2 separate regions of the Homo sapiens genome follow, and region 1 is linked to region 2. Evidence: chromatin loops called from intact Hi-C (ENCODE). Cell type or tissue: A673. All regions are shown on one strand. Links, peaks and the distances in the headings refer to the core of each region. The heading gives the core; the rest is flanking DNA.

Region 1 (15,923 bases), core at 5,012-13,011, 300 kb before region 2:
AATTGGCCAAAACAAAGAGATTACAGGGCCCATGCAAGTCTGAAATCCAGTGGGGCAGTCAAACTTTAAAGCTCCAGAATGATCTCCTTTGACTCCAGGCCTCACACCCAGGTCATGCTGATGCAAGAGGTGGGTTCCCATGGTTTTGGGCAGCTCTGCGTCTGTGGCTTTGCAGGGTACAGCCTCCCTCCCAGCTGCTTTCACAGGCTGTTGTTGAGTGTCTGCAGCTTTTCTAGGTGCATGGTTTAAACTGCTGGCAGATCTACCATTCTGGGGTCTGGAGGATGGTGGTCTGCTTCTCACAGCTCTACTAGTCAGCTCCCAAGGACTCTGCGTGGAGGCTCTGACCCCACATTTCCCTTCTGTACTACCCTAGCAGAGGTTCTCCATGAGCACCCCACCCCTGGAGCAAACTTTTACCTTGGCATTTAGGTGTTTCCATACATCTTCTGCAATCTAGACAGAGGTTCCCAAACCTCAGTTCTTGACTTCTGTGCACCTGAAGGTTCAACACCACATGGAAGCTGCCAAGGCTTGGGGCTTCCACCATCTAAAGCCACAGCCTGAGCCCTACGTTGGCCCCTTTCAGCCACAGCTGGAGTGGTTGGGACACAGAGTGCCAAGTCCCTAGGCTGTACAAACCACAGGGACCCTGGGCCTGGCCAATGAAGCCACTTTTTCCTCCTGGGCCTCCAAGCCTGTGATGGGAGAGGCTGCCATGAAGGTCTCTGACATGGCCTGGAAATATTTCCCCATGGTCTTGGGAATTAACATTAGACTCCTTGCTACTTATGCAAATTTCTGCAGCCAGCTTGAATTTCTCCACAGAAAATTGGTTTTTCTTTTCTATCACCTAGTCAGGCACCAGATTTTCTGAACTTTTATACTGTTTCCCTTTTAAAACTGAATGCCTTTAACAGTACCCAAGTCACCTCTTGAATGCTTTGCTGCTTAGAAATTGCTTTTGCCAGATACCCTAAATCATCTCTCTCAAGTTCAAATTTCAACAGATCTCTAGGGCAGTGGCAAAATGCCACAAGTGTCTTTGCTAAAACATAACAAGAGTCACGTTTGCTCCAGTTCCCAGCAAGTTCCTCATCTCCATCTGTGACCACCTCAGCCTGGATTTTATTGTCCATATCAGTATCAGCATTTTGGGTAAAGCCATTCAATAAGTCTCTAGGAAGTTCCAAACTTTCTCACATTTTCCTGTATTCTTGTGAGTCCTTCAAACTCTTCCAGTTTCTGCCTGTTACCCACTTCCAAAGTTGCTTCCACATTTTCAGGTATATTTTCAGCAACACCTCACTCCTGGTACCAATTTACTGTATTAGTCCGTTTTCATGCTGCTGATAAAGACATACCTGAAGGAAAAGAGGTTTAATTGGACTTACAGTTCCACATGGCTACCGAGAGGCCTCAGAATCATGGTGGGAGGCAAAAGGCACTTCTTACATGGTGGCAGCAAGAGAAAATGAGGAAGAAGCAAAAGTGGAAACCCCTGATAAACCCATCAGATCTCGTGAGACTTATTCACTATCATGAGAATAGCATGGGAAAGACTGGACCCCATAATTCAATTATCTCCTGCTGGGTCCCTTCCACAACACATGGGAATTCTGGGAAATATAATTCAAGTTGAGATCTGGTGAGCAAACAGCAATACCATGTCACTGATCTTATATAGGTCATTGACAGTCCTTGAATCCTGGGTTCTGCCTGTGCCATCAGGTTATTGTGGGGTTAAGATAACATATGCAGATTACTTATCTCCTGCCATAAAGATCCATGACATTAATAGTGTTGATCTCATACTCTCAGAGTAGGTTAGAGTATTCTATTTTAAAAAAACATATCAATTTCCATTTCCAACAGAAAGAGGAGTGAATAAAACCAAGGAAGGGAACAGACAATTACTATTTATAAATTTATGGCAGTATTAAATACCAATTTTTTCATAATTATTGTGATTCTTAATTTAAATAGTTATTGTGTTACTTTTTAAAGTGGAAACAAAATGTTCAAAAAACCTTTTTCAGCTTTGCTTTCATTGATTAAAAAAGGCACAAGTTTCATGATACAAAACATTGACTACTTTTTGATATAATTGAATTGCCATCAAGTCCTTGAAAATTTTTTTTTGTTATTGAAGCATGTATGCCTTGGAGATTATAGTAGCTCTTGCTTTTTGTTCTAGAAAAAAAGCATAACTTAATTTGAAATGTGTGACTAATATAATTAGGGAATTAATATAACTCCAACCCCTGGGGAATTAAGTGATTTTCTAGAGACATCCCTAAAGGATACTCACTGAAACAACTCCTGTCTGACATACAAATTACTCTATAAACCAAGGCTACAAACTGTCAGAGTGAACAAATAATAAGATGAGTATCTTTAGCTAGTTGCTTAAACTGGTCAAATCACTGAATTTGACAAGTCTGCGAATTGAATAAGCTTCTTACCATTTCGGGACCTCAAAGATCCTCATGAAAAACTAAGAAACAGGATCAGATGATGAAGGCACTGTCTAGATCAGGGTTCTGTGATGTGCCTGATATCAACATGACCTAAAAATATGGATACTTCAACCAACAATCAAGGGTTGAGAGGAAAAATAGAAAACTCTAGAACGATAAAGAAATGAAAGAAAATTGTGTAGCCAAAGTACTGCATATTGCTAAAACTGAAGAGAGAGAGAGAGAGAGAGAGAGAAATGTAGCATGCAGTGGGTATAGTATAAGGGCAGAGGAGCCTAGTGGTGGTGAAACATGATGGCTTCAGAGTCAGGTTGCCTCTATTAGAATCCAACTTTCATTCCTAGCCTTTTGGCCTTTGGCAAGTGACTTAACCACTCTGTGTTTCAGTTTTATTTTCTGTAAAATGGTAATGGCTCCAGACACTGCTTGCCACATAAAAGCACTCGAATGTTAATTATTGTTCATATTATTAAACGGATCATACAGCTGATGTTCAAAGTGATCCCTGACAGTATCCGACATAATGGGTACTTGACAAATAATCATTGAATTTAATTAGTGAGTGATTGAATGAATCAGTGTATCTACTACAAACTTTGAAAATAAATTTATATTTGAATTTTTAACACATCTATAATATGATAAAAGACAAAATGTATTTTCTGTTTCTTTTATTGATCTGCTTTAGTCTTAGAATTAAATTGTGCGTATATTTCAATATAATTGCTCTTAACCTTATTTTAGGATTGTGTAAATAAAAACTAAAAGATATCAAATAAGTATTTTAAAATTTTGATGGGTTGGCTTTTTATTTGGCTTTTTATTTTATTTGGCTTTTTAAGGTTAAGCTCATAACCCAAAGGCCTTTCGGTGAATCTATGACATTTAAAAAGTAGCTGATCAATCAATGTAGAGTGGTTACCACAGACTGAGGAGATGGGAAGGGAAGATGGGGAGGGATTCAATGAGTATGAAGTTACAGTCAGATAGGAGAAATAAGTTCTGGTGTTCAATTGCCCAGTAGGGTGCCTATGGATACCAGTAAAGTATTATACAAAATAGCCAGAAAGAGGCTTTTGAATGTTCTCACCATAAGAAATGATGAGGGCATGAGCTGATGGATTAGCTAACTCTCCTCATTTGATCATGATATAACATACACACATGTCAAAATATCACATGGTACCCTATAAATATGTACAATTACAGTGTCAATTAAAACATGTTAAAAAGAAAATGAAATTAATTAGTCAATGGAGGGTATGTAGACTTGTGATTAACCAGGCAGGTTTAAATAATAAATAAATGAGACTACGTTTCATTTTATTTTTGAGATAGTGTCTCGCTCTGTCACCCAGGCTGGAATGCAACACAAGCATAGCTCAAGCTTCTGGGCTCAAACAATCCCGCTGCCTCAGTCTCCAGAGCAGCTGGGGCTACCAGTGCACACCACCACACCTGGTTAATTAAAAAAAACATTTTTTTTGTAGAGATGGGGTCTCTCACTTTGTTGCCCTGGGTGGTCTCAAGCTCCTGTGCTCAAGTGATCCTCTTGCCTTGGCCTCCCAAAGTGTTGGGTTTACAGGTGTGAGCCACTGTGCTTAACCTAGACTTTATTTTAAGTCTTATATTTCAGTCTGTATAATTTTGCAGCTGAAATACACTGGTATTGAAGTATATAATCAATCTGATTCATGTTGGGACATTTTAATGGAACCCCAGGAAAGGGTTGACTATAATCACATTGCTGCTTGTGGTTTCATTATATAGATATCTGTGCAATTCAGAAGAGAAACAAGGAAAAATAGAGCTTGCTGCCATCACATTTTTAGTATCCTGGCCACCGCTGTGTGAATGCTGCAGTAACTCTACCATTATATGTCACAGTATTATTTAATGACTATGGACTGAATTCATTTAGTATTAAGGGATAAGACTGACAAGGATTCAAAACATGATCTATTTGGCATTAAGAGAATACCAAAAGAACATTGGCATGGCACCTACTACTCCTTTCCAAGGACATAATCAAGAGATAGTTGGAGAACCCACACAACCCACAGTTCCCAGGTGGCTGAAAAAATAAATGGATCATTATAGCCTAGCAGAGTTTTATGATGTTTGAAACAAACTGTCCATGACTATTTTTTTCAAGTATAGAAACATCTAGGAACTCATTTTTTGACATTAAAAAAGAGATTTTGGTAAATTATTTTCAAAGGAAGAAAGTAATCCAATGGGAAATGGAGGCAAAATAATTTCTATTGTTTTTTGCTGCTGCTTCTGCTGTTATTTTTTACTTTGACTAGAAAAAGCAAATGCTTTTATTTGAAATTTAAAGTTACAGTACCCTTACTTTATGTAAGAAGTTATGTAATTTGGTTACTATACATCTAAGTTTAGCAAAATAGTGGTTCCAATAATTAATAGAAACTTGTTGCACTCTTTGTTAAAGTTAATGTATTTCAGTTTGTTTGCACATATATTTCATCATGGTTTGACAATTTTGACAGGCATAACTGATTTTGACACAACCAAATTAAGAGAATGAATATATTTATTTATTTTGAAATCACTTTGGCATAATTACATGGGCAAACATGATTGAAATAATCTGCAACGGATAAACATATGGCAGTTTAAAAGTGAAAAAGCATACAGTTTTCAGCAAAAAAACCATTTTCTGCATAGATATAAAAGTTTCCTTTTCTCTTTAGATCTATTCTATATTCTACAGTTTAATTATTTTTCAAATAATAGCTTTATTAAAATGTCATTCACATTCCATAACATTTATTAGGTTCTTGAACAGGCATGTGTTTCCATTCCCTTGGCATATATCTAGGAGTGGGTGTTGCTAGATCTTATCAAATGTTAAACACTATGTTTATAAGATTTGAAGTGATCAATGAATTGAGATATAAAGTGATTGATTGATATTTAAGAATTTGTGGATTGTTGTTAATTCTTTCAATGTTTGGTAGAATTCACTTGTGAAGTCATCTAGTCCCGGGCCTTTCTTTGTGGAAAATTTTCTATTATTAATTCAACTTCTCCCTATAAGGCTATTAAGATTTACATTTCTTTTTGAATTAGTTGTGTTAGTTTTTGTCTTCTTAGGAAGTTGTTCATTTCACTTAAGATATCTAATTTTTCCCATACTATTGTTCATACTATTCTACTTTTTATTTCTGTAAGGTTGGTAGTGATGTTTTGCCTTTTATTCCTAATTTTAGCAATATGAGAGCTTTTTTTGGCAGTCTAGCAAGAGGTTTGTCAAATTTGTTGATCTTTTCAAGGAACCAAATTTTATTTCTGTTAGTTTTCTCTATTGTTTTTCTTGTCTCTATTTTATTTTCTTTACCTTGAATCTTTATCATTTTCTCCAGGCTTTCTTTTGGCTTAGATTTCTCTCCTTTCTTTTGTTATTTAAAGTACAAAGTTAAGTTATTGATTTAAAATTTTTTTCTTCTTTTTTTTTTTAACAGAGCCACTTACAGCTATACATTTATTTCTAAGCACTGTTTTAGCTGTCTCCCACAAATGTTGTGTTTTGTTTACATTTATTTTAGAGTGTTAGAAGCTTCTTATGTGAGTTCTTTTTTTGCATATTGATTATTTAAGACTATTGTTTAATTTTACATATTTATGAATTTTGAAAATTTCCTCTGTTACTGACTTTGTTCGTTTGTTTGAGACACAGTCTTGCTCTGCCATTCAGGATAGAGTGCAGTGGTGTGATCATGGCTCACTGCAACCTCAAACTCCTGGGCTCAAGAGATCCTTCACTTCAGCCTCCTGAATAGCTGGGACTACAAGTGCACACCACCATGCCCAGCTAATTAAAAAACATTTTTTTTGTTTGTATACACAAATTATTGCTATGTTTCCCAGGCTGGTCTTGAACTCCTGTCATCATGTGGTCCTCCTGCCTCAAACTCCCAATACATTGGGATTACAGGTGGGAGCCACTGCTCCTGGCTTCTGATTTTTAGTTTCATTTTATTATGTTTATAGAACATACTTTCTTTGATTTTGATCCTTTTAAATGTATTTAACCTCTTTTTCTGTCCTAACATAGATTATTTCATGGAGTATAACCTATAGCCCTTCATAAAAGCGCATTATCCTGTTGTGTGCAGTAGTGTATGCACATCTGTTAGGTCTAGTTGGTTTATATTGTTTTCCAAGTCTCATATTTTCTCCTAAGTTAGATATCATGTGTTAAATATAAAAAAAAACAAGAATCACTCTATAGATGTAGTGACTATTATTAAAGATGATTTAAAATAAAATTCTTCTAAAACAAAAAAGATACTATATTTAGCAGCAGCTTGGGCAGTCTTTATAAATAATAAATAACTTTGATGTGAATTTGTTCACATTATCAAGCTAAAGAGTTTGGGTGGCAATTCAGAGGATAGGCAAGAAAAAAAAAGAGGCAAAGTCCACTATAAGCTTGGACTTTCTTACCATTTGATCCTGGTCTCTCCTTAAATCTCCTTAAATCCACTGACTTAAGTTTCCTACACCCAGTGATAACCGATTTGTCATATTCTTCCCCAAATAACCTGTTTCACCTATCTTTTCACCCAGAGATAAGCAAACATCTTTCACTTCACTCTTTTCTATTCCTTTTCCTACTTTTTACCCCTTTTGCTGTTGTGCATTCTGATTGAAACTGTGATGGAGTGCCTCTTCCCTCTATTTTGATGACTCTTCTTATAGAAAAATAGATTTCTTACCAACAATTCCCTTCTTGAACTTATTGGAGATGATAATGAAAAGATTCATTTCTTATTTGACCCTAACTCTGTTTTTACAGGAAGTCTCTGTCAGAAACATGCTACCACATGGAAAGATCTACATGGCAAGGAACTGAAAGAATGAAAGAGGACCCCTTCTAATAGCTAGCAAGAGGCTGATTCTGTCAGCCTAATAGCCTGTAAGGAACTAAATCCTGCCAACAACCACGTGTCTTGAAAATGTATCCTTCCACAGTCTAGCCTCAGATAAGAGTCTACCCCAAACAATAGCTTGGTTGCAACCTTGTGAAAGACACTGAAGCAGAGAACCCAGTTAAGTCACACCCAGATTTTTGGCCCAGAGAAATTGTGAGATAACGAACATACCTTGTTTTAAGCTGCTAATTTTGTGGGAATCAGTTACACAGCAATAGAGAACTAAAAAATTTGCTCAAGGTAATGGAAGTAATAAGTTGATGAGTAAGAATGTGAAACTTGACAGTTTGATTTAGGAAGTTTATGCTAACAGCTGCAATTTTATATTTTTACATTGGAACATTTTTATTTTTTATGTTTCAGTAGAAATTGTTCTAGTACCAGTTTTAATTATAAAAGGTACCATGATAAAAGCCAAAATCGGTTACCTGAGAGTAAGATGTTCCTATCTAATAGAGTTCTTGGGTATCTACTTGCATCCATTGAGAAATAAAGATTTGGAAAGTATTCTGAGTGAGGGAAAGACTTGAACTTTGCCCATAACTGGCATTCAGATAAAGACAAGTTTGATAAATACCCTAGCAGTAGTCATACACATGGGAGATGATGGGGTTTCTGATATTAAATTTCTGTGAGAGGGGATTGCATCTAACACAATCATCTCAACTTTAAATGAGGCTCTAGGGTTGAAGTAAAATGATAGCTCAGAGCACAGCTTGGTGGCAGTTACCAGTTCTAATGGCATCTCAGTGCTCTGTGCAGAAGAGGACTGTGTAGGAGTTGAAAGAGATGTTTCCTTTGACTCTGAAACTCTGACACTGAAGCAAAGTCACTGTGGGACCCAATTAATTGAGTGTAAGACAGAGGATAACATTTCTCTCACTTGGCAAGTATGGTGAGAGAGCCCCAGCTCAACAATTCCAAGGCTCAAATAATTTTGTCACCAGTGACAGCTTTATTGGGCAGCAGGAGCAGAGGTCTGTTTGTCTGTGGACCTGTCTGTTCCTGAGGCATGGGAGCCCAGCCCAATGAGTTGTGGGAAGGACAGCAAGCAGGACTCATACATATGTGAGTGGAGATAAGGATAGGGAATATTGCAGTCAAGCAGAGGAGGGTTTACAGATAGAGTGTTAATGTAGGTGTCACGATATTTCACGTGTAGGCTGATGATGCCAGAACATTAAGTTATATAAAGATTAAAGAAAATAAATAAGCTATGAAATTCCACAGCCCAATCACTCACATGTCTGTGCAAAATATCTCTCGTGTAAAATTGGTGATTACATTCTGAAGAAACTTGTTTCTGAATATTTTATGCTGCCATAGTTATTTGAAACTTGGCAGTCTGAATATTTATGCTGCCATAGAGTTATTTGAAAATACAAAGTAGAATTATTTAAATTATTCTTGAAAATGAATGTGTTCATTAAGTCAATGTACAGCCACTACTAATTAAGCGCCTCTTTGTAGGAGGGAGAGAGAGAGAGAGAGAGAGAGAGAGAGAGAGAGAGAGAGAGAGAGAGATACTACTGAAGCCTGAGTAGATACGAAAATATCTCCGTTAAGAAGTTTCAAACCCACTGAACCAGACTGAAACTGATGACTTGATCATGATATTTGTCAAGTTAATGTCTAAAGACTTTCGTCTGTGAAAGATAGTGAAACAGCTATGCAAATTTATGCATAAAAATAAAAATCCCATATGTGCCTAGAGGGAGAGGTTTCCAGCCAAAATGCTAATGATATGACATAATAATACTTAACATTTCTATAGATTTTAATTCAAAGAGCTTAAAATGTACTACAAATATCTACTAAATGAGAATAAGCCGTATTGTCTTCCTGTGTTACACATTTCAAGAGTGACTACATTTTAATTGAACAAAAATATATGCATAATAATAAAATCTTCAAAGTGAAAACACCAGGAAATGGCTAAATAAACTGTTTAAGATTTTAAAACATCTCACTGATCCCATTGAATTAAATGTATGATCAAAACTGCATGCAAATTTGGACATCTGAAGCATTGTAAAGATGATTCTATTCCACAAGCATTTTTGTTTTTACTATATGAGCTATCATAAAATGTTTTGAACTAGTGTGAATTCCAGGTTATATGAACAAAACATGGCTGCTGCCTAAAGGAGTTTACAAACTAATGGGGGAATAAAACAAGTGAGTGGTTCTAATATTAATCAGATGTTATGTGCTAAGGAGCTTTAAAGAAGGCTCCATGAGGAAACAGGAGTAAGTGTCTGTGATCGGCACTGGAGAGGGCAATTGAGACAGATATTGGAGTAACAGGACTTCCCACACTTGTACTGGAGGAAGTACATTTGAGGCATAATAAAATAATGTTCACGGAAGCCAAAACTGATGAAAGGGATCAGGATATGCCACTCCAAAATATGCCACTTTGACATAAGCATTATTTGGAGCTGAAGGCATTTGAATTCCTGAAGTCCCTTATCTGCCTAAAAGCAGAGGCTCTCAAAAGAAGTCAGAAGAACTCAATTATCATAAATCCCCTCCCTGGGAGCAACTCTAATCTCTTCTCAGAGATAAAATGTTGAGAAATTGGCACCACAGCCAAATAGACTATTGTCACAATGTCGTATCTCATAGACATTGTCACATTGTCATATCTCCCATTTATTCTCCTAAGAGCCCACTGACCTTTCCAAAAAGTCATTTGCTTTTCTGTAAGTACCCTTCTCCCCACTCTATTATGCTAAATTAGGTATATAAACCCCAAATTCTAACCGCCCTTTTGAGTTACTCATCACTGAGCACTTTCCTGTGTATGCACTGTGCACATGTTCATAAACATCTGTTTGTTTGTGATCTGTCTTTTGTCAGTCTCATTTACAACCTCCCCAGCCAATGAATCCAAGACGGGCAGAGGAAATAGAAAAATGTTCTCCCCTACACTGACACACTGATAGAGTGTGATGTGCGTTAAAGGGAATGATGGGGAGTAGCCTGAAAAGGCAAGTGATGCCAGACTGAGGAAGAATTATTTTCTTCAGGTAATGAGAAACAACTGAAGTGCTTTGAACATGACAGTGACAGAATTATGTTTGATTCTTGAATCTGTTTTCATAGCTCTAATGTTATAAATCTGACACAGAAAAGACAGAAATAGAAGCAGTTTGGAGAGGGAGAATGATAATTTTAGTTTTAGACATGGAATCATAAACTGTTAGTACAAAGTCTTAGAAGTTATTCCCTTAGCCCACAGCCCCTAATTCCCCAACCCTGTTTTTTTTTTTAACACAAGAAACAGAGAACCCCAGATATAACTTACTTAACATGCTTAAATCCATGCAGTCAATCAGTGGTGTTTTAAGGTGCTGATGGTATGTTTCAATAGAGATATCTAGTAGGAGATTGGAAATGTAAATATAGATTTCATAAAAGAGTTGCAAGTTAGACCTATAGATTTGGGATTCTTTCTCATAAAATTTAAAAGAGCATTCAGTTGGCGGTGGGTGGACAGGCAAGAATAAGGAATAAGAATGAAGGATAAATTATTCCATGAAAGGTAGACATTAGAAAGCATGCTTCTAATCATTTGAAAGCTACTTTGGCATAAAAGACCTGAGGCTAGATTGGAGAGCCCAACTTTGAACTCAAATGCTTCATTTTTTCCTATAGTTTATTGCCTGGGAGTGTTGAGACAAATAAGTTTTAATTTAGGGTTTTATTAAGAGCATTACATGCATTTTCTCCTTTAATTATCACAAAGTCCATGAGGCAGGTAGTTTTATTATTCCCATTTTATAGACGAGTAAACAGAGGGAGAGAAAGTTTACAGAGCTTGCCTAAAACATTAAAGTTAGTGAATGGACTATCCGGGATTGCAGTCCATTTATTCTTATTCTTAGGACCTGTCATTTTAAATACAAGTGCACCTTCCCATCACTGCCTTTGCTCTTCTGTTTTTCTTCTGGTATTCACTATATTTATGCGTATACCAAGACACAGGAATATGAAAGATATAAGAAAAAAAATCAATGTCACTGAATAAAACGTATTTTGTTATCTTTTTCCTACGGAGAAAAATAAAACATTCAGTTAATCTGTTTTTCTTTTATGTAAAGAACAAAACCCACAAAACATTGATAACATGTTTTATTTTTGTATTATGAGTAGAAAACCGAATAGGAATAACAATGAAGACAAGGGGCATGAAGAAAAAACATGAAGAGAATTAGAAAAATAGAAGCAAAAAAACCGATTGAGAGAGAAAAAAACCAGACATATGAGGAAATCGGGAAACTAAAATTGATGAAGCTCCTACTATGTATCACTGCCCGTGGTGGCAGTGTTGATTGGTTTCCGACTTAGGCCAACCTGTGTGTTCCCTGCTTTCATGGCTCATCGCCTAGGATAGAGACAAAAACTGCCAGATACTAACATTTGCAGATACCCTGACAGTTAGGGCATGGGCATATGCCCTAATATTGACTGGAAAGCCAAGACATACAGAGATATCTGAGATAAAACCAGCCTTCCTGCTTGGCAGCAATGATGAGGAAGATTGAACCTAGTATTTTGGCAGCCATCTTGCATGACTGTTCAAGTCTAAGGATGAAACAATCTGAAAAGAACTATGAAAAAACCTCACTTCCTCATGACACTCTGTAGCCACTAAATGAACCAATCTTATAGTTATCCAACCCTTGATTTCTTGCCTATATATATATATACATACATATATATACACATACATATATATATATATACACATATTCACTGCTTTAGCCTTTTTTTTTTTTTTTTTTTTTTTTTGAGACAGAGTCTTGCTCTGTCACCCAGGCTGGAGTGCAGGGGTGTGACCTTCACTCACTGCAACCTCTGCCTCCTGGGTTCAAGCAATTCTCCTGCCTCAGCCTCTCAAGTAGCTGGGATTACAGGTGCCCGCCACCATGCCCAGCTAACTTTTGTATTTTTAGTAGAGGTGGGGTTTCACCCTATTGGCCAGGCTAGTCTCAAACTCCTGACCTCAGGTGATCCCCCTGCCTTGGCCTTCCAAAACTGCTGGGATTACGGGCATGAGCCACCACACCCAGCCTGCTTTAGCCTCTTTTAATTAAGTATTCTGTTAGTTGCAATGGAAGAACTCATTTTCCCTGATTTTTGTTTTTTGTTTTTTGTTTTTGATGCAGTATTGCTCTGTTGCACAGGCTGGAGTGCGGTGGCATGATCTGGATTCACTGCAGCCTCCACCTCCCAGGTCCAAGCAATCCTCCCACCTCAGCTCTTGAGTAGCTGGAACTACAGGTGTGCACTACCACACCCAATGAGTATTTTTGTATTTCTTGTAGAGACGGGGTTTTGCCATGTCACCTAGGCAGGTCTTGAACTCCTGGGCTCAAATGATTCGCCCACCTCGACCTCCCAAAGTGCTGAGATTACAGGCATGAGCCACCGCACCCGGATGGAAAGAAATTTTAATGAATACACATATTCATAGCAAATCTACAAGGTAGATATCATCATCACATTTTATATTTAAGAAAATTCAGGTTCAGCAAGGTTAAGTTTCCAAAGGCATACAGTTAGTAAATGGCTAAACATGGCTATGAACCTCTAACTCAATATCTGTAGAATTTATATTCATCTTATACAAGGCTGTCATATTAAAAGTGACAAAGATTGAGAGACAGAAATGGAAAGAGGCTCAATGGATTTGAAATAAGGATAGTTCAAGATGATATGCTTAGGTTGTATGTTTTAGAACCTTAACAGTTATTATTAAATATTGTTTAGCCATTATTCAAAGCTCTGTACCTTAATAATTTTCTAATGCTTACTTAAAATAATGCAACAAGTGCAGTTTAGCAGCAGACATTATTCTCTGAGCTTCCTGTTAGTTCGAGAAGTATTACCCAGTCTGTATGAAGTCAGATGAAGGGAAAGGCCAGAACGTTCTGTAGCAAGTTCTCCACCACTGCTATTAAAATAGCTTCAATAATGTCTTTGACTTGAGCAGCACTTATAATGTCTAAAATGCTTTCACCTAAATTACCTGTCTTAATGATCACTGAATAACAAAAGTGAAAAAAAAATAAGGCACCAAGAGATTAAACCCCAGGGCTGTGTAGCAAAGTCAGTGCATACAGGGACACCCAGTAGCCTTTCAATGTGACAAGTATTTTAGAGTTGTACCAAATGTCATGTCCAAAATGGAAAATGTTTTGAATCATAATAATCAGTTGAATAAAGGATGGCAAAAAGGAGGAGGAGGAAGAGAAAGAAGTCCAAGACTGATGAAATATAAAAGACAATAAAGAGGAAATAGGCATCAAGTAGTCATTGTCTCAGAAATGTGGTCAAAGTTGGTGGTAGGGAAAGGCACTCTAGAAAGATCGTTAAGGTCAGGAGGAGTTGATGAGAGACAAATCTGAATAGACTTGGAAGCATATTTCCTTTCCTCTTTTGGTAGTTTAGCCAAGACCTGGCTCAGCTGCCATCTGCAAAGAGACGAGGCTTGGGATGATGTCAGCATCCCTGGCAGGCAAGGTTGTTCCCAGAGCTTTTGGTGGGCAGACCTTGGCCCTTGGTATGCATATTGCTTTGTGCTATTTCTGGACATCCCTTGATATCTTTCTTGTTGCCTAGAGAAACTAGATGTTCCAAGTCCCACTTAGGTAATCTATAAATAGGCAACACAGTGTTTGAGGTGGACTCATTCTCACTGGTGAAAGTGCTCCCCATACTGTGTTCAGCTTTGTCTCAAGCCTGCTGGTCATGGCAAGCTCCTCTCTGCTTGCACCTTGTCCATGGTACATACAATATATCTAACCCCAGTTTATGCTATGGAACAGAAAATGTTTAGGGGGTTGCATGCACTCTGCTACTTCCCTGCTTGTAAGTTTTGGCCCAATAAACCCTATGGTATACCTGCAACATGTGATCCTAGTGTGCATGTCTGTGATCCCTTTGCATGATAGAAATAATGGCAATAATAGATGACACCCTTAATATAACATGACAGAAAAACAGAAAAATCTGACAGCTAGCAAAATGGTCCACATGAGGCTATTGCCTACACTGACAAGTGAAGATTGATAATTGAGAGAAAGACAACAGAGGATATTGTATTAGTCCATTTTCATGCTGCTGTTAAAGACATACCTGATACTTGGTATGTCTTTTTACAAAGAGACTGGGTATGTCTCTTTTCTTTACAAAAGAAAGAGGTTTAATGGACTTACAGTTTCACAGGGCTGGAGAGACCTCACAGTCATGGCAGAAGGCAAGGAGGAGCAAGTCACATCTTACGTGGATGGCAGCAGACAAGGAGAGAGAGAGCTTGTGCAGGGAAACTCTGCCTTATAAAGTCATCAGATCTCATGAGACTTATTCACTATCACAAGAACAGAATGGGAAAGACATACCCCCATGATTTAATTACCTCCCACCAGGTCTCTCTCCCAACATGTGGGAATTCAAGATGATATTTGGGTGGGGACACAGCCAAACCATATAATATATATATATATATCTGATACTGGGAACAGAAAAGATTTAGGGGCTTGCATGCACTCTGCATGTGTATGTGTGTATATATATATATATCTTATATAACTTTAAAAAAACAATCCATCTCATGTAACTTCAATTATATAGTCTATGGTAAAATTAATGTCTCTCTATTTTTGTCATAAATTTGAGGAGGTTTATCCTGGTCATTGATAACCCTCATGAATGAAGAAAAGAAATATTACTTTAATAGGTATCTCACTATTTCTCTGATCTACAAAAAGTCACATGTCAAATTTTTTGTCATCTTTTTGAATTGCAAGTTTGTTGACAATCTCTAAAGCCCTGATCAGTCCTGTCCTGGTGCAAGAGTGAGCTTCTGCTTAAATAAATTAAGATCAGAGTAACTCATTCTTTCTTTCCTCAGAGTGACACAGTCACTATCCTCAGGAGGCACACACCCTGGTAGAGAAGACAGACATTAAAAATCAAAACCATCTCTAAAGGCCAGATGTACAAACCATTACCATAAAATTATGTGAATAGAACATTTCCTTAATTTGGAACTCAGAGAATGGTGCAGGGTGGTATTTTATTTTCCTCATAGTTTATTCGACATCACAAAATCCACCTTAGGTGTGTATTGAGGAGTCTTTTCTTGTTAATTTACTTAATCTTCTTCCTGGGTCTTTAAGCTCTTCGATCTCCCTCAGGATCTTGGATTGCAGTCAATTATTTCTATACTTTTCCCCTCTAGTTGATCTTTGGGAAGAGTAGGTGGATGCTCATAGGTCCTTCAAGTCTCTCAGGAGGAAACATCTGAAAGAAAAAGAAAATCTTTCTTCTGTGAACTGCCTCTTGTTGCATAACTCTCTTATCTCTGTTAACAGAATCTTTGTCTTTTTGCTTTTGTATCAGAGGAAGGAATTATGGTAGGAGAGGAGAGGTATCACTTACCCAATATAAGCAAATATTTCATTACAAATGA
Region 2 (15,923 bases), core at 4,136-12,135:
ATTGTTGTACCTGGAGTGGGGTGCTTCTGACTTTTATTAGAGGCCAGGCATGCTGCTGGACATCCTACAATGCACAGGACAGTACCTTCCAACAAAGAATTATTCAGTTCATAATGTCCATAGTGCTGAGGTTGAGAATCCCTGCTGTGGAAGACAATAACTTACGTCTCTTTATTGGGAAATTTGCAGAAAGGATTTGGAATATGAGCAAGACATCTTGCAGTTCTCCAAATTCAAAAGGATTTTTGCTGTAAACTTATATTAAGCAGTAGTTTCAATGTGTTTAGAAAGCTTTAACCACAGACAGACTGGAGATGAAATGTGCTTTATTTCCCATTTTTAGGGAAATTCTCATGGACTACATCCAGCTTTCTCCTCTGCTTAACCAAACTAGCAGCTGTTCCTTATACATGCCTGGAAGTTTTCCATTTCTGAGCCTTTGTCTCCGATCTTTTTTCTTTCTGTGTTTTGCTTCCCTGCTTCTATGTGTCTACTTGTCCCACAAAACCCATCTTAGAGGTCATTTCCAGCTGGAAATAAGTTTTCCCACTGTTACACTTCCATGTTATTTCTCCGTGTGCAGTATGAGCTCACTTTCTAACATAAGCATTTTTACTGTGTCATGCTATAATCTTGACGAGCACAGAATTTGTCTGGGCTGGACTTTGTTTTCCATAGTTCCTTGCTCAGTAGGTATTTCAAGGATAAATGAAAGCTTTTACAACCCCTCTTCACTGTCAGTAAAGCTATGCTTTAGATGGTAGACAATCTAAAGAAAAGTCCACTCAAGTTTCACCTCTCTTTCCAGAAACAGTGACCAAAGCCTATAATATACCTGGGAATCTGAGCCAGGGGGAAACAGTTGCCATTTTCTCTGCCCTTTTTGGGAGACTCAGCCTGATCCCTCCACTTTCCTTCACAAGGTATCTCTGAATCAGTTTCCCCTGCCCACACCATCCTTCAATATGTTCCTGGGAAGTCAAATCTCCCACAAAACCCCTCCATTAAGTTTAGAGTGCAGAGCACCCCAATCCCCACATACAAAAGCCATCTGAGTACAAACTTACTGTCCAAATGACCATCTTTAACAGACAGCCTGCTCTTTTGCTTGCCTTCATACAAACTTACTGTCCAAATGACCATCTTTAACAGACAGCCAGCTCTTTTTCTTGCCTTCAAATAAGTGGACACGATTTTTTTCTACAAAATAAATTACTGTTGAGTGGTTATAAGGATTGTATGTGGAAAACTCACTTTAAGGACATCTTGAGAGGAGATGCTAAAATGGGGCTAAATGGATTTTTCAAGAATGTTTTCATCAGGAAGATGTACTTGCCTCCTTTTATTGAGACACAGCCAATTGTCTTCTTACATTCTGTTAGACTAGTCAGTTTCTATGCTATTGTTAGCAAAGACAAAAGAATGTACACCACAAAAAAGGACAATGATAGAGAAAGGAAGGCACTAAATCTTTTCCCTGGGGATCCTATGTACAATTCAAGGTATCTTTGTCCTCAGTCATATATAAAGCTGTATCCTGCACTTCAAAATGCCGGGAGCACAAAGTTGTTTCTATTTGCCGATTTCGCAGAGGAATTTGGAAAATCTAACTTAGGCAATTCAAGCATCTGCTCATTTATCTGAGGCCCAAGAACCCATCTCTACTTCTGTCTTTGTGTCTGGAATACTTTTGCAGGAGTTTCTGTAGGTTTAATAATAAACTCTCTGCCCATCTTTACCTCTCAAGCATTAAGGGGAAACATTTCTTGGAAATTCTTGGACAGCAATTAAAAGAGCAGGCATTCTCTCTACCACCATTTTCTGAGGAAATAGAAAGCTACTGTAGTCTCTCATATTAACTTTAATTGATTCATTCACATTCCATGTTATGCTAATCCCACAAGGAAGAGTGATAAGTTCTCAGTCTCAATATTTTTGTTGATTTAATATGATTATTAAAGTAAATTCTTCCAGGACTCCTTTTTACAGTCACATATATGTGATCTGGTACTTGCAGGCTGCAGCATCCTCCAGGCCATTCCCAAACAATCAACATGCGAATAGGTTTTCCAGGAAAGGCTTAAGATAGTTTGTAGTCTTGCCCTTGAATGTGATATTGAAAAGTTCACAAATTAGACCTAAAGGAATCAAAATGCTGCAGCCTTAAAGTCTAGTGCCACCAGAACCAGAAATTTCAGTCCACAGTTTGTAGGGAAATTTACATTTAAAGAGCGAGTGAAAACACTTTAGACAAAGAAAAGCAGATGGACTTCACAGCTCATTCTAGACTCTTGGGAGTCTGACTCTGGACAAGATTATTTTTAGCAAGGCAGAGAAGGAAACTGGGATGTCCAGGTTAAAAGTAACAGTATTTAAAAAACTTGAATGAAAAGGCAAAAATAAAAAAGTAAAATTTATAAATTTTTTTTTTTCACACACACACACAAATCCCCCACATCTTCCTAATCCTGTACTCTATTGGAGTTGGGTCAGGAGACATGGACCCAACATGGGTTATCCAAGAGCTCAGGTTCCCCACCAGGAACCTGAGAATTAAGCATTAGTTATAAACAGGACCTCTGCAACGGACTGAATTTTTCATCTCTTTCCTGGCTAAGGAATAGCCAAATCCCCAAATGATTCAGACTTCTGGTTAATTTCTTTACAGCCCATGCCCTAAGAGGATTTCTCTTATTAAGGTTAATGGCTTCTCAAGAGTAGTTTTCCTGTGCAAAATCTCCACTTGTTTTCGAGGGGTACGGATTTTATTCCGAAGAACCCTATTCCTAAGAGTCTACTTCAGTCTTTACATCTTTATCCACCTAAACTCAGATAGCTATTTCATTTCCTTGAGATATTAAGCCTGTTCTGTTATTTTCTTTGGTTTCAATTTCTTTATCCTTGATAGCTTGTTTCAATAATAGCCCCTGATTGGCTCATGCCTCCCGGTAATCCTGTCCTGGGGTATCCCATCACCTATTGACACTGGTCTTGGTCATATGACCTGCTTTGGCCAATAGGACAATAGGAAACACAACTCATTCGGAAACTTTAAGTGTGTTTGCAGATGGTGGTTTCGCTCTCTCCTGATGCTTTTATTTATTTATTTATTTATTTATTTATTTATTTTGAGACAGAGTCTTGCTTCTGTCACCCAAGCTGGAGTGCAGTGGTGCGATCTCAGCTCACTGCAACCTTTGACTCCTGGGTTTAAGAGATTTCCTGGCCTCAGCCTCCTGAGTAGCTGGGACTACAGGCATGCACCACCATGCCCAGCTAAGTTTTGTATTTTTAGTAGAGACAGAGTTTCACCATGTTGGCCAGGCTTGTCTTGAACTCCTGACCTTAAGTGATCTGCCCACCTTGGCCTCTCAAAGTGCTGGGATTACAGGCTTAAACCAACACACCCAGCCTGGGATGGTTTTTATAAAGCTAAAGCCAACTGATACATTACTTAAAATTGGAGGTAATAGTATCTACCAATTTCATATGGTTGTTAGTGTGAGTTAAACAAATTAACGGTGCGTGACACATAGGAAGTGTAAATATAAGTTTTCATTATTGTTATTATCTGTGTGATTTGAACGCTACACACCTTTGGCTGATTCAGCTGTAGGTTAAGAGCGGGGCTTTCACAGGTGTCTACCAGTAAGATCTTTCTAACTTCACTGTGTTATAAGTTTAGGGTGTCCCAGCTTGACTCAAGGTAAGCTTCTCTCCAGAATCACAGAGGGAGGAAGTCTAGTTAGTTGTCAGCCAGGCCACTGGCGTTTAGTCATAGTGTGTTTCTGGTCATCTCTTGCAGTTACAATTCCCTTCGTCAGGAGAAATGCTCAGAAATCCCATCAAAAAATAAACTAAAACACCCTTAAATGCTTAAGTAGCAATTATGTATATTGTATTTGTTAGGAAATATTTCTGCCAACCTTTCAGACCACAGTGACAATGGCTTATCAGCTGGAGTTCATCTACCAGATCCTTTTAGACTCATTTACTTTCCAGAAATACTGTTTCTCTGAAAATATATTTCCTTTGGTAATAGAATGGGGTCCTGGTTCCTCTCCCCTGAAGGCACAGGGGCATACCTGTAACATCTCACTTTTGTATTTTCTCTTTAAGTCAAATTGGGTAAAGCAGAAGCTCCCAGGTGGGCATTTATAATACAGCTGGAGATCAGGCAAATTGCTTATTTCCTCATCTATAAATAATGATCTCTAAGGTCTCTTGCAGCTTTGAAATTTGATTTCTCAGAGTATTCTGCAAATGTTATATAGGAGATCATGCAACTGGAGACACCTAGAGCATGTCTAAAAGCTTTTTTAAATCAACCAAGCAGCAGAAGAGAACCTGTTTCACTTAACAGTGACAGTGGCTGTGTGTATTTACAGAAAGCATCTCACTCTAAGTTGGAATATTTTGGCTGGGTGCTTAGGGTATGCAGAACTACGAAGTGTGTGTATAAGGAAGGGTGTGTGTGGGTGGCTATTGGGGCCTTGGGGTTGCAGAGGGGAGCGGGTTTTCTTCTTTACTTTTGTCCTGGTTGCTTCTCTCCAGTTGGGTAGATTATTAACAACAACAAAATTGTTTCACATATTTATAACCTTTTTCTTAACTTGTTTTAATGGTAATATTCACCATGAGTAATTATGTGTCATATATGTACATTATTTATATAGCCATGTTTCAATCTATTTGATGCAAGGTAAAGTTCATGTTGTCTGAATAATAAATCATAGAAATAACTTTTAGCAGCTACTCACTCCAACCTTGGTAGTTTTACAAATGAAAAAACTGAGCTTCAGAGTGATTAATCATTGTATTGAAGATAACTAGGCTGGGTGCGGTGGCTCACGCCTGGAATCCCAGCGCTTTGGGAGGCTGAGGCGAGCAGATCGCTTGAGCCCAGGTGTTCAGGACCAGCCTGGGCAACATGATGAAACCTTGTCCCTACAAAAAATTAGCTGGGCACGGTGATTCCCACCTGTAGTCCCAGCAACTTGGGAGGCTAAGGCAGGAGAATCACTTGAGCCCAGGGAGGGGGACTGAGGGGAGGATGTTGCAGTGAGCCAAGATCGCACCACTGCACTCCAGCCTGGGCGAGAGGAGTGAAATCGTCTCAAAGGAAAAAAAAAATAACTAGTCAGTGACCAAGGGAGAGCTAGAACCCTGGCCTTCTGACAACTAGCTCAAGCCAGTGTTTATTCTTTTTGGGTTGTTCTCATCTGCTGGAGTCAGCCACAGCCAGCAAACATTTTTTGAGCCTCTACTAACACCAAGTATTTTCTGAATAATGAGGCAAGGCCTCTGCCCTGGAGGAGCTTGGAGGCTTGGGAGTGAGTCAGCCATGAAAACAAAGTCAATTTGTTATGCTAGTCCCTTATGTATACATTGAAATACTTCTGGGGCAACTTTACTATCTACACCTACAGTCTCTTTAATATTGTAAATTGTTGTAGTTGTTTTTGGTTTGTATTTTTGTTGTTTATACACAGATAATATACTGAAGCATTCTTCTAGACTATGTAAAGATAAGGCAAGAATAACAACTGTTGCCCAAATTAAACTTAGCGATAGGCTTATTTAGGGTGTTAAAGCTCCAAGTACCATATATTTGCTATTTTTTTTCCTGTCATCGCAGGGGAAAGAGAGATGAGGGCTCTCTGTGGCATCATGACTATTTAATCTAAAAGAACAACCATTTACAGACATATGAGGAATTTTTTTTCTCTCCAGGATCATCATTACAGTTCAAAAGATTTTGCTGTTTTATATTCAACCTCAATTCTGGCTGAAAAAGGACAAATTTGTTTCTTTTAAAATATTTTAAAGGTTTTTCAAGATGGATTTAAAATATGTTGACTTCTTTTAAGTTAGGCAATTTTTTCCCAACAACTTTACAAGTAAATTCAGGATCAGCACTCACAGTCCCAATGCCACAGGAAGATTAAAGAAATAACAGTTTATACAGATGCCCACACTCCTCTTCAATGTGCACATTGGAAAGCAGGTTTAAATATAATTTGAACATAAATACAAATGATTCCCTGTATGAAAGTCACTATGGTTTCCATTTGAAATTACCCAAGTTCTAGAGCTGTCCCGCTGGCAAGCGGCTCTACAGGAATTACCACGGACACTGCTTCTTGATACATATCTTGCTTTCTGTTTTGCTTTGGCTCTAAATGCCAAATATAAAAATCATGTCATTTTCAGTTTCCTTTAAGAAACGGACCCTTGATTGTCATGAAGAGTCCACTGGAGGTTACTGTCTGGAATCCTGCACCCACCCACAGCTGAGAAAGAAAAAAATATTTTGAAAACAATTCTAAAAGAAAAATAAGAGGTGGAAAAGCTTAGGTACCAGGCATTCACACTTCATCATTCCTTGTACAGTGTTGACCGGACTACTTGCCTGGTCCCAGACCAGTGTTCAGCACCGGGGAGATGTAGTGGTGAGCAGGACAGAGAAAGCCCCCAACTGCTCTGAGCAGGTGAAGGAAGACAGACAATTAAATGAGCAATTGCAATGGCATGTGGTGAGTTTCACAGTCAGGCACAGCTTCCCTAGCTGCATGATAGAATCATCTAAGGGTGACTAAGTATAAACCTCTGGGGATAAAGCCCAGCTTTGCAGCATTAGGAACATACCACAGGTAATCTACCATGCAGTAAATGTGGAGAAGCCCTGGGGAGGGTAAATGCAGGATGCTATGGGACTACGTGGTAGGGCAGTGACTCTCCATCCTTAGCCAGCATCAGAATCACCTGTAGGCTTCTTCAGTACAAACTGCTGGCCTCCACCATCAGGGTTTCATAGGTCTAGGGAAGCAGGAGGTTAAAAATATGCATTTCTAGTGAACGCCCAGGTGATACTGATGTTGTTGGTCCCAGGACCATACTTTGAGAATCACTGTGCTAGGAATAACGATCCTACTTCAGGGAGCTGTAATGAGTTTCCCAGAGGAAGTGATGTTTAAGGTAAACTGCAAAGGCTGAGTTGGGATGAGGGAGGTGTGTGAGAATATATGAGTGTTTGAGTGTGTGTGGTGGTGGTGGACAAGAGAAGCTGGAAGGAAATGTTTTACAGAGAGAGGAAAGCTGAGCAAGGGCCTGGATATAGATTTGAGGAGCTGAATGAATGTTCGGCCTAGCTGGCTTCAACTAGGTCACGGGGGCAGCATAGTCCCACTGAGGAATTTCGGTTACCTTTTAATGGTTAAGTGGGAATAGGATGTGATTAGATTTGTGTTTTTGTAAATCTGCTGGGATTACATTACTGAGCATGGGTTGGGTTGAAGTTGGCAAAACTGGAGAAAGTCTAGTCAAGAAGCTTCTGCAGTTTTCAAGTTAAAAATATGATAGTTTCCACATGGATGGTAGCCATAGGGAAGGAAAGAAATGGACAGATTCCAGAGGCATTCGAGACAGAGTGAATAGGATTTGGTGATTGATTTAAGGTAGAAGAGGAAGGAGATCAGAGTGAAAGCTGTGTATCTGGGTTTGGCTACTAGATGTTAGTGGTGCCGTTCCCACAGGTGTTAGAGTGAGAAGTGGTAGGGGATTATGCATTGCGACACGCTGAGACTTTCAAACAATCATTCAGAAGATAGGTGGATGTATGGGTTGGAGTACAGTAGGAGTGGGAAATGAATTTGGGAAGTTATCAGCGGGGGCCTACAGAATGAGCAAGGAGACAGAAAAATGGAAGAAAGCATGGAGCCATGAGTTTCTTGGTTTTTGGAGATATTTTTGTGGCTGAAGTTGAGACCATCGTGTTCATTGTAGGGTAAATGATTGCTATTCAGTCACATGTCTTAGAAATGTGGTTGGATAAAATAAATGTAAGAGAGGGGTTTTCTTATGGGTGTCTATGAGGGTCTATGTATACATGACGTGAGATTGCTTCCTCTTCTTACATCTACGAGAAGGGCTCTTAATTTTCTTTCCTTCTCATGTAGCTGGAGGAGAAGAGCTCTGCAGTTTACTACAAAGAGGCCAAGTGAGGGTGACCACTGGGAGAGGGGAGAGACTACATTACCTGGAGGAAATTTGTGGTTCTCAAATGCTGAGCTCTAAATGTGTCATCTAATCTAAGGGTATCATGTCTGCCCTTGATTGCTAGGAAAACACTAGAGTTCTAGGGTAAGACATTGGGTGAAGCGAGGTGGGGATGCCTTTTTGTTTTTCCATCCATATGCGACTGCAGGATGTACAGCACACTGTTTGTTACTTGGGCCAGTACCTATATCAAGAGAGGACATTGGATTTAAAAAAGAAAAAGAAAGTTCTACCCTCAGGGAACTTATTTAATAAGGATGTAATGTGACATTTTAAAATCAAGACTCTCTGAAACAGTACATAATGTAGTTGCAAACAATGTAGTTTGATATTAATGGTATGTAAATGAGTTAATATGGAATAAATAAACACATAAAAACAACCCACAAAACCCCATCCTAACTGTTTTTCTAGCATTTAGACTCGACACGGTAGTGCTTTCATTTTCTTCCAGAAAAGGACAGTGGCACCTGGAACGCTGTCACCATCCCCTCTTTGACGCACAGAAACCCCATCCACAATTCCTATCGTGGGTCCTGGCCTTCCCTTTATCCCCGCAGCCCCTTTCGGCTTTTTGAAATGCTCAGGGCGGTGCACGCTGGCGTGTGCTGCTGCCACCTAGAGGGCGAGTGTGAGAATGGAGCCTCCCCTTCTGTGTTTATGAATCCCCACGCAGAAATGCAGAAGTAACCAACCTTTCTGTGTTTTAATCTCCTCCTTATTTATATTTTTCTTACCTCCTCTCTTTTTTTGTTCTTTCATTTTCTTCCATTTTTTCTCTGGGTGTAGGGATGTGCAAACATTTTTCACAACATTACAAACTCAAAATGTTACTATCTGAACAATGTCTTTTCTAGAGGCATCAGTGGTTAAATACTGTTTCCTGCGGGAGTGTGGGGATGTTTCTCACTGTTTTACCACCAACGATTTAGGCTGGATAAGGTATGAAAACTTATAGGGCCCAATGAGAAACAGAACTGGGTCCTTTCACACATGAAAATAATATTTTATAGACATTGTGCTTTCTCTTTTTGTTTCTGTTTTAAGTGACTTACCCATTTTAATGTGAGAATATGCCTTACTGATTTAGAAACATTTTTCTTTGCAGACTTGACACCATCCTTCACAATCAAACTTCGCATGGCTAAAATGTCAAACCATGGTGCTAACCCACTCTATCAAACTATATAGTACTAACTAAAGAGCTATAACACATTCTCTACTGGAATGCCATCTCCTTCATGCTTTAAAGGAGAGATGACTAGAGTGAATTAAATAAAATGAGAAACCTTCATTTTTACAGCCATTTGCCTTTTCACATCAGGCAGAACTTGATCCTTATTCAGTTCCCAAAAAGCCCGAAGTGGTGTGTGCCATTTGTGTGTAACTGCCACTAAGTTTTATATGGATTTGATGAATTTCACATCTCAGCTTGGGACTCCATATAGTTAATGCTTTTTAATCAGAGTATTTTAATCAATAACATGATTAGGGAAGAATCAATAGCAAATACTAGCTTTTCTAGTGTATCATACATGATGAAGGCCTAACCTGGGGAAATAACTTCCCTATCCACCTCTGAGTATTGTCTTTAGGATCCAAGAGGGTAAGAAGAAAGATGTGCTCTTACCATTGTCATTGCCTTGCTTGATTTCCTCCGCTGTCCGGTCTATCAATACATACAAAGACCAAACCACACAGGTGATCGCGATTACGTGGAATGTGACAGAGCAGAATATTTTCCTCCTTTCACTTGTGGTCATCTGTAGTTTCTCCCACTGCAATCAGAAATGAAGGACACAAAACTGAATTGCAAACTAGGAAATTTTGCTCCTCTTTTATTTCCCAGACACAGATCATGAATGGAAGAAAAACAGTAAATATCTGCAATTTCAGATGACACTGTAATATTCAAATAAGTCTTCATGTTTAGAGAGATATGAAATTATAACCTAGAGAGTTACATATAACTTAAATACATATGTGTGTGTGTGTGTGTGTGTGTGTGTGTGTGTGTGTATTTTTTTGAGACAGGGTCTCACTCTGTCGCCCAGGCTGGAGTGCAGTGGCACAATCTCAGGTCACTGCAACCGCTGCCTCCCAGGCTCAAGAGAACCTCTGCCTCAGCCCCCAGAGTAGCTGGGACTATGGGTATGTACCACCATGCCTGGCTAATTTTTTTATGTATTTGTAGATATGGGGGTCTCACCATGTTGCCTAGGCTAGTCTCAAACTCCTGAGCTCAAGTAATCCACCCCCACCTTGTCCTCCCAAAGTGCTGGGATTATAGGCATGAGCCCCTGTGCCCGGCCTAACTCAGATATATATTAAATTGCAAACAAAAATAATTTTCTATTCTCCAAATGAATTAAATCAAGTCATTTCTGTTTTGCAAGTCTATAGTTTCCTCATCTGTACCAAGAATGAGATAGCTTTAATATTGAACAATTAAAAACTTCCTTTTCAGGATTCTGCCTATCACTTCCTTGTGGTACTAGGTTATACGTAGTAATAGGTAACACTATCTTCTTGGATTATCACACAACTGGACATAGTTTTACATTCTTGAATGTATAAATTTAATAAGTATTTGAATGACCGAATGATACCTGCAAGAGAAAGTCAACATTTTCTGTTCACAACTATTATAGAAAAACAAATTTTATCACTTGGGCGATACTAGAAAATCTGCTGAAGCCTCTTTTAGAGCAACCTTTAGTTGCTGCTACCGTAAGGGTTGTAACTACTGTGACGACCGCTGTCCTTTAATCACACTCCTGAGAAAGTTGAGGGCTGCTCCCTCAGTCTGGGAGAGGAAGAAGGCCGCAAGTTTTATTGAAGTTATGGTCTCCATAAGGGAATATCTCCCATATTTACTTTGAAGAAATAGCCTCTCAAAATATATTTTAATGTCTTTGTAGCTACAGTATCACTTCATTATTATGTTAGGAATTGTGTTTTTATTTTTCTTTGCATTCTTTCCATTAAAAAATTACAGTGATTTTATTAGACGTGAACTGACATGCCAAGCTTTTAATAATCTAGGATTCTTTACATTATTACGCCCTCACTAAAGCAAAATCTTCAGAACTTCAGAAGACCCCATTCCTTCCCCACCTGACCATCCCACATGTGGATTTCAATGCACAACCCAAAAACAAGATGGCGTACATTGTGGTACATAAAGTCCTGTCTCTGCCACCAGCTTTGAGACGTGGTTAAAATCATGTACTCTCTCTGGGCCTCACTGCCTCGTCTTCATGAGGAGCAGATTTCAACAGAGGCTGTGACAGAGGTGGAGAAGAGAATAACCATTCTTCACTTCTTCTGTTAACAAACTAATTCATTAGAGTCGGCATTGTGCCCATCTTAAAGCTGCCTTTCCAACCTTTCTTGGCTCAGGTGTACATTGATTATTTTCCAGCAATGAGATGTGAGCCAATATCTAGTGGGACATTAAGTTTTTGCCTTTCTAATGTAGGTATTGTCCTTTCCTTCATTTTCTGCTCTTTGCTACCTGGAATTCATAATTAAGTGGGAGAGTGTTCATCTTGCAATCTTGAGGAAAAATCTTGAGAACTGGAGTTTTCTCAGCCCAATCAGCAACAGCTTGCCTTTGGCCATCCTGTTGTCTTCCTGATTAAGCCATTATTTCCCAGGTCTCTGCCACTTGCTGTCAAATGCAATTATTGGTAAAAGAATTAAATAGATACTTCCTAGCTTCTCTTCCAGTCTATGGAATAAGAGCCTATAATTTCATTTGCAAGAGAGCATGATACTTCAAGTATGACCTTGATGCTCTAGAGCAGTTTAAACATTTTAGAGAAAGAAATATTTTATTTACAAACACCATCCCTTCCTCTCCTCCTACTGGCCAATCATCATGTAATTTTCCTTGAAGGAGTTTGTTAGAGTTAATTAAAAATTCATTCTTTATCTTGTACTTTGTTTTTTATCAAACTATATTTATATATTATTCCAAGCATAACAAAGGGTAAATATTAATAATGTGATTAAGGAATAAACAGATGTTTCAATTTAGACTCTATTTTGAATTAATCAGTCTTGAACTGAGAAGATTTTAATGTTAATTGAGTTTTTTCAAAACCTCATGTCCGTGCAAGATTGATTTTTTAAAAATCCTGTTTTGGCTTTGGTTTATTGTCGTATTAATCTGAATAACACATATAATCATAGAATATTATTATTTGGCAATAGCATTTTGCAATTTAATAAATATTCCTTGAATTACTTCAGTATTTAATACAGACAGATAAAAAGTGGAAGCTGGTATGGAAAAACAGCTTCACGTTTTTAAAGTTTCTGTGTTGCAAGTGGATAGAATACTTGCAGTAACGAAATATTCATATCAAATCAACCCTCAATTATAAAATTGGCTTAAAATACTATTAAAATTGGGACTTCTATCTATGGAGCAATTTGATTAAATGGCTGGAACACTATTAAAAAGTAAGGCTCCTCAAATAGAAAAATATCAGTGGGGCTGACAAGAATGGACCAAATCATTTGTAAAGATTCATCTAGTTCCAGACAATAGAAGCTCTGAAGTTGTCACTTCTAAATCGCAGTTAACATTCTAAGGAGAAGTGAAGCATAAGGGAACCATCCACGTTTTCCACTTTATAAATCCTTACAGGAACCATTTAGAAACTCACTAGACAGCACACAAGTAAATGTAATGCCACAGTGCCCTCTTCCTAACGACTACATTACTGCATGCAATATTCAGTAAATGGCGCTGGCAGAAATCAATGTATTTTATAAACCTTTCCCTTCATATTGTCTTTTCAGGTTTGTTTACAAAATTTCAGTATGTTTTGCAAGCCTTACTAAGAATGAGAAATGGAGAGGATAAGGATAGAAATCTTATTTTAACAAAGCTGTCATGAAAGTGCCTTCAATTAATATTCATGATGCTGAAATTCAGTGGCAGTTCACAAAAGATTTCGTGATAGGCAAGTGATAATCTGTGAAACTTTTCATAGCATTTCTGCTCCCCTGTCCTGCTTTACCAAATAACGTGTGACTTATGGCCCTGTTACCAGGAGTATATTGTTACCATGGTTACACCTCTAGAGAAGGTTGTTCCTGAGAAGATCCTCTTCAGGTCCCCAAAGTGTGGTCCCTGATCAGCCTCAGCAGTGCCAGCCTCACTCAGGCACACTACACGCGCCCACCACCACGCCTGGCTAATTTTTTGTAAATTCTTGAGCTCCGCTTTGGAGATGACTCTATGTTAGTTTTTCCCACATGCCCCCTAGAAAATACAAACTATTGCCTTGTCAGTGATGAAGTAAAGTTTCTTTTGCTTATTGCTTGGGCCTGAGTCGAATATTTTATCCTCAAGTCTCTCGGTGTTGAGAAGACGTTATCTCTCCAAGGGGTCTCAAGGAAGCTGGTGGAAATGGTAAGACGGCAGCTCCCTTTCCCGTTTCCCAAAGGTCAGGGAGAAGGAACGCACGACAGCACATACACCACCATACTTTTCACCAATGTCTACACTGCCGACCCTCTGATCTGCCCTTCCTTAGTCTTCAAGTTCTCCTTTATACCTTGAAGATGGGGGATGAGCTAAGATTAGGCAAAAGTAGTTTCACAAAATCTTAGCACTTCCTGCATAGGTAGTCTTGAACCTCGCTTTGGACTTTACAGTCCCTGGGCCTTTGGTGCCTGTTTTACTGTTCTTGCTTTTGATTTTTTTTTTTTTTTTGCAGAAGCCACTAAACAATAGAAAGAAATCCAACAGAACTCTATTATTCACTTAGAAAAATATGACTGTATGTTTTTTCTGAATTGTAGTATAACTTGATGCAAACATTGTTTCTGTGAAATTGTCTATTTGATGAAGTTAAATCAAACTTTGCATGATAGGGTCAGGTTTTCTAATTCAAATTACTTGCATTATATTCTGTCCTAAAATATAAATTTAAAAGTACTGCCCACAGAAAAGTGTTGTTTAAATCTTTATACCAGTGAAGAATAAAGGCAGTTTATTTGTATAACATAAAAATGCAGGCCGGGCGCAGTGGCTCACGCCTGTAATCCCAGCAGTTTGGGAGGCCAAGGCGGGCGGATTGCCTGAGCGCAGGAGTTCGCCACCAACCTGGGCAACACGGTGAAACCCCGTCTCTACTAGAATACAAAAATTATCCAGGCGTGGCGGCGGGCGACTGTAGTCCCAGCTACTCGGAAGGCTGAGGCAAGAGAATCGCTTCAACCCGGGAGGCAGAGATTGCAGTGGGCCGAGATCGCGCCACTGCACTCCAGCCTCGGCGACAGAGCGAGACTCCGTCTCAAAAAAAAAAAAAAAAAAAGAAAAGAAAAGAAAAGAAAAAAGCAGGAGGTAGGGACTACTTTGCCAAATCCATTAAATCCATTTCGTCTTTTTTCTTGACAGTTCACCTATGGTTTCCAGCTTCCGTAACAGTCACGTGACCTAGAGTTTTCAATCTATAGAATGATAGACCAAAAAATTACCACCAGGTGGCGCCAGGCCCAAACAGTAGCTAGTACGGTAGCCCTTTTTTTTTTTTTTTTTGGTACCGCCAGACCCAGGAGCTCCCAGCCGGCCAGGTGTGCAGGTTCTTCCTGTCATTTTGCATAAATGCAAAGCCACATTTTAATTGTTTACTGGCTCTGCCTGTCATATTGGATTTTGCTGCAGACGAGCGAAAATAATACCTGAAACAGCAAGTGTAAAGGTTATCACATTATTTACATGCCTTAGTAAGATATGTTGTGCTGGAGGATAATAAGTAAACCTTTTACAAATCCTTGGACTTGCTATGCTGGAGAAATTTCTAGAGGACCCATTCATATGAAGCAGTGGTTCTCAGTGTTCCCCAGTAGCAGATGCAGCAGCAATCAGGAAACTTGTTAGAAACCCAGTATTTTGAGCCCCACACCAAACTCACGGAATCAGAAACTCTGGCGATGGGGACCCTGTAATGTGCTTTAACAAGCCCTCAGGTGATTCCGATGCAAGCTACAGTTAGAGAACCACCTGCCTAAAGGATGACACTTAGCAGAGTTGCACGGTGACCTCCGTGGAGTTTATATCAGAAGTAGTACTTGTCACTCCCTGTCATGAACTAATTAGTAGTCCAGGAAAGGGTAATCAACAAATGAGTTTTGTTTTCTGGCTGTGATTTAAATATTTCAGGTCGACTGAAAAAAATTACATAATTCATTTATTTGAACTGAAATGATTCAGAGTTAGCTCATTAATCACTAAAGCAAACTTTCATTTTTTGTTTTACTTTTCAAATTAGTGTTTAGGTAACATAAAAGCCTATTAAAATCTAATTATACTAGTAACAATTTCAAATACTCTGGGAGAGAACTAAACAACAGACTCTTAATTATGAGGAGTAACTCTTGAACCTTAATAAATCTTTAAGTTCAGAGGTATGCCTATGGTAAATAATTTCCCTCTTAAAAATGTATTTTAAAAGACCAGCAGAAAAATTTGACCTCTGCAGACCTTTAGTGAAATTTGCTACAAAACTGATGATAGGGAGGAAACAACAAAGCCAGGTAGGTGGTAGGCAGCTGGTAAAGTTCACTAGTTAAGGCACTCACTGTTGGACACAAATCAGGAAGTGTACACAAGTGCAAACTTGTTCTCTCAGAATTACAGTAATATAGTGGCTGTGTCCCCACCTAAATCTCATGTTGAATTGTAGCTCCCATAATTCCCAAATGTTATGAGAAGGACCTGGTAGGAGATAATTGAATCATCAGGATGGCTTCCCCCATACTGTTCTTGTGGTAGTGAATAAGTCTCACGAGATCTGATGGTTTTAGATCATGAGGTCTCTCTCTTGCCTGCTGCCGTGTAAGAC

The links. Hi-C counts contacts between places; a loop is a spot of excess contacts. Peaks named below come from ENCODE experiments on the same cell type or tissue, not always from the same donor. Only the 100,000 strongest peaks of a DNase experiment are listed, where the experiment ranks them.
Region 1: it touches region 2 in a loop (2.1-fold over the local background); 1 of 110 quality-filtered maps calls a loop at or near these places.

What each region holds. Positions count from the first base shown.
Region 1 is chr4:163,235,281-163,251,203 of GRCh38, forward strand. No RefSeq gene overlaps it. Among named protein-coding and RNA genes, the nearest start is that of NAF1, 76 kb to the left of the region's middle. RefSeq lists an enhancer at 285-454. In A673, for the core only: no CTCF peak of the experiment used is centred there; a DNase peak (open chromatin) is centred at 9,891; H3K4me3 peaks cover 843 bases.
Region 2 is chr4:163,535,908-163,551,830 of GRCh38, forward strand. It overlaps MARCHF1 (membrane associated ring-CH-type finger 1), which reads right to left. Exons shown (of 10, transcript NM_001394959.1): 9 at 9,689-9,836. Among named protein-coding and RNA genes, the nearest start is that of TMA16, 49 kb to the left of the region's middle. RefSeq lists enhancers at 4,914-5,413, 13,746-14,247, 14,248-14,747. In A673, for the core only: a CTCF peak has its summit at 8,685 (motif pointing left); a DNase peak (open chromatin) is centred at 8,654.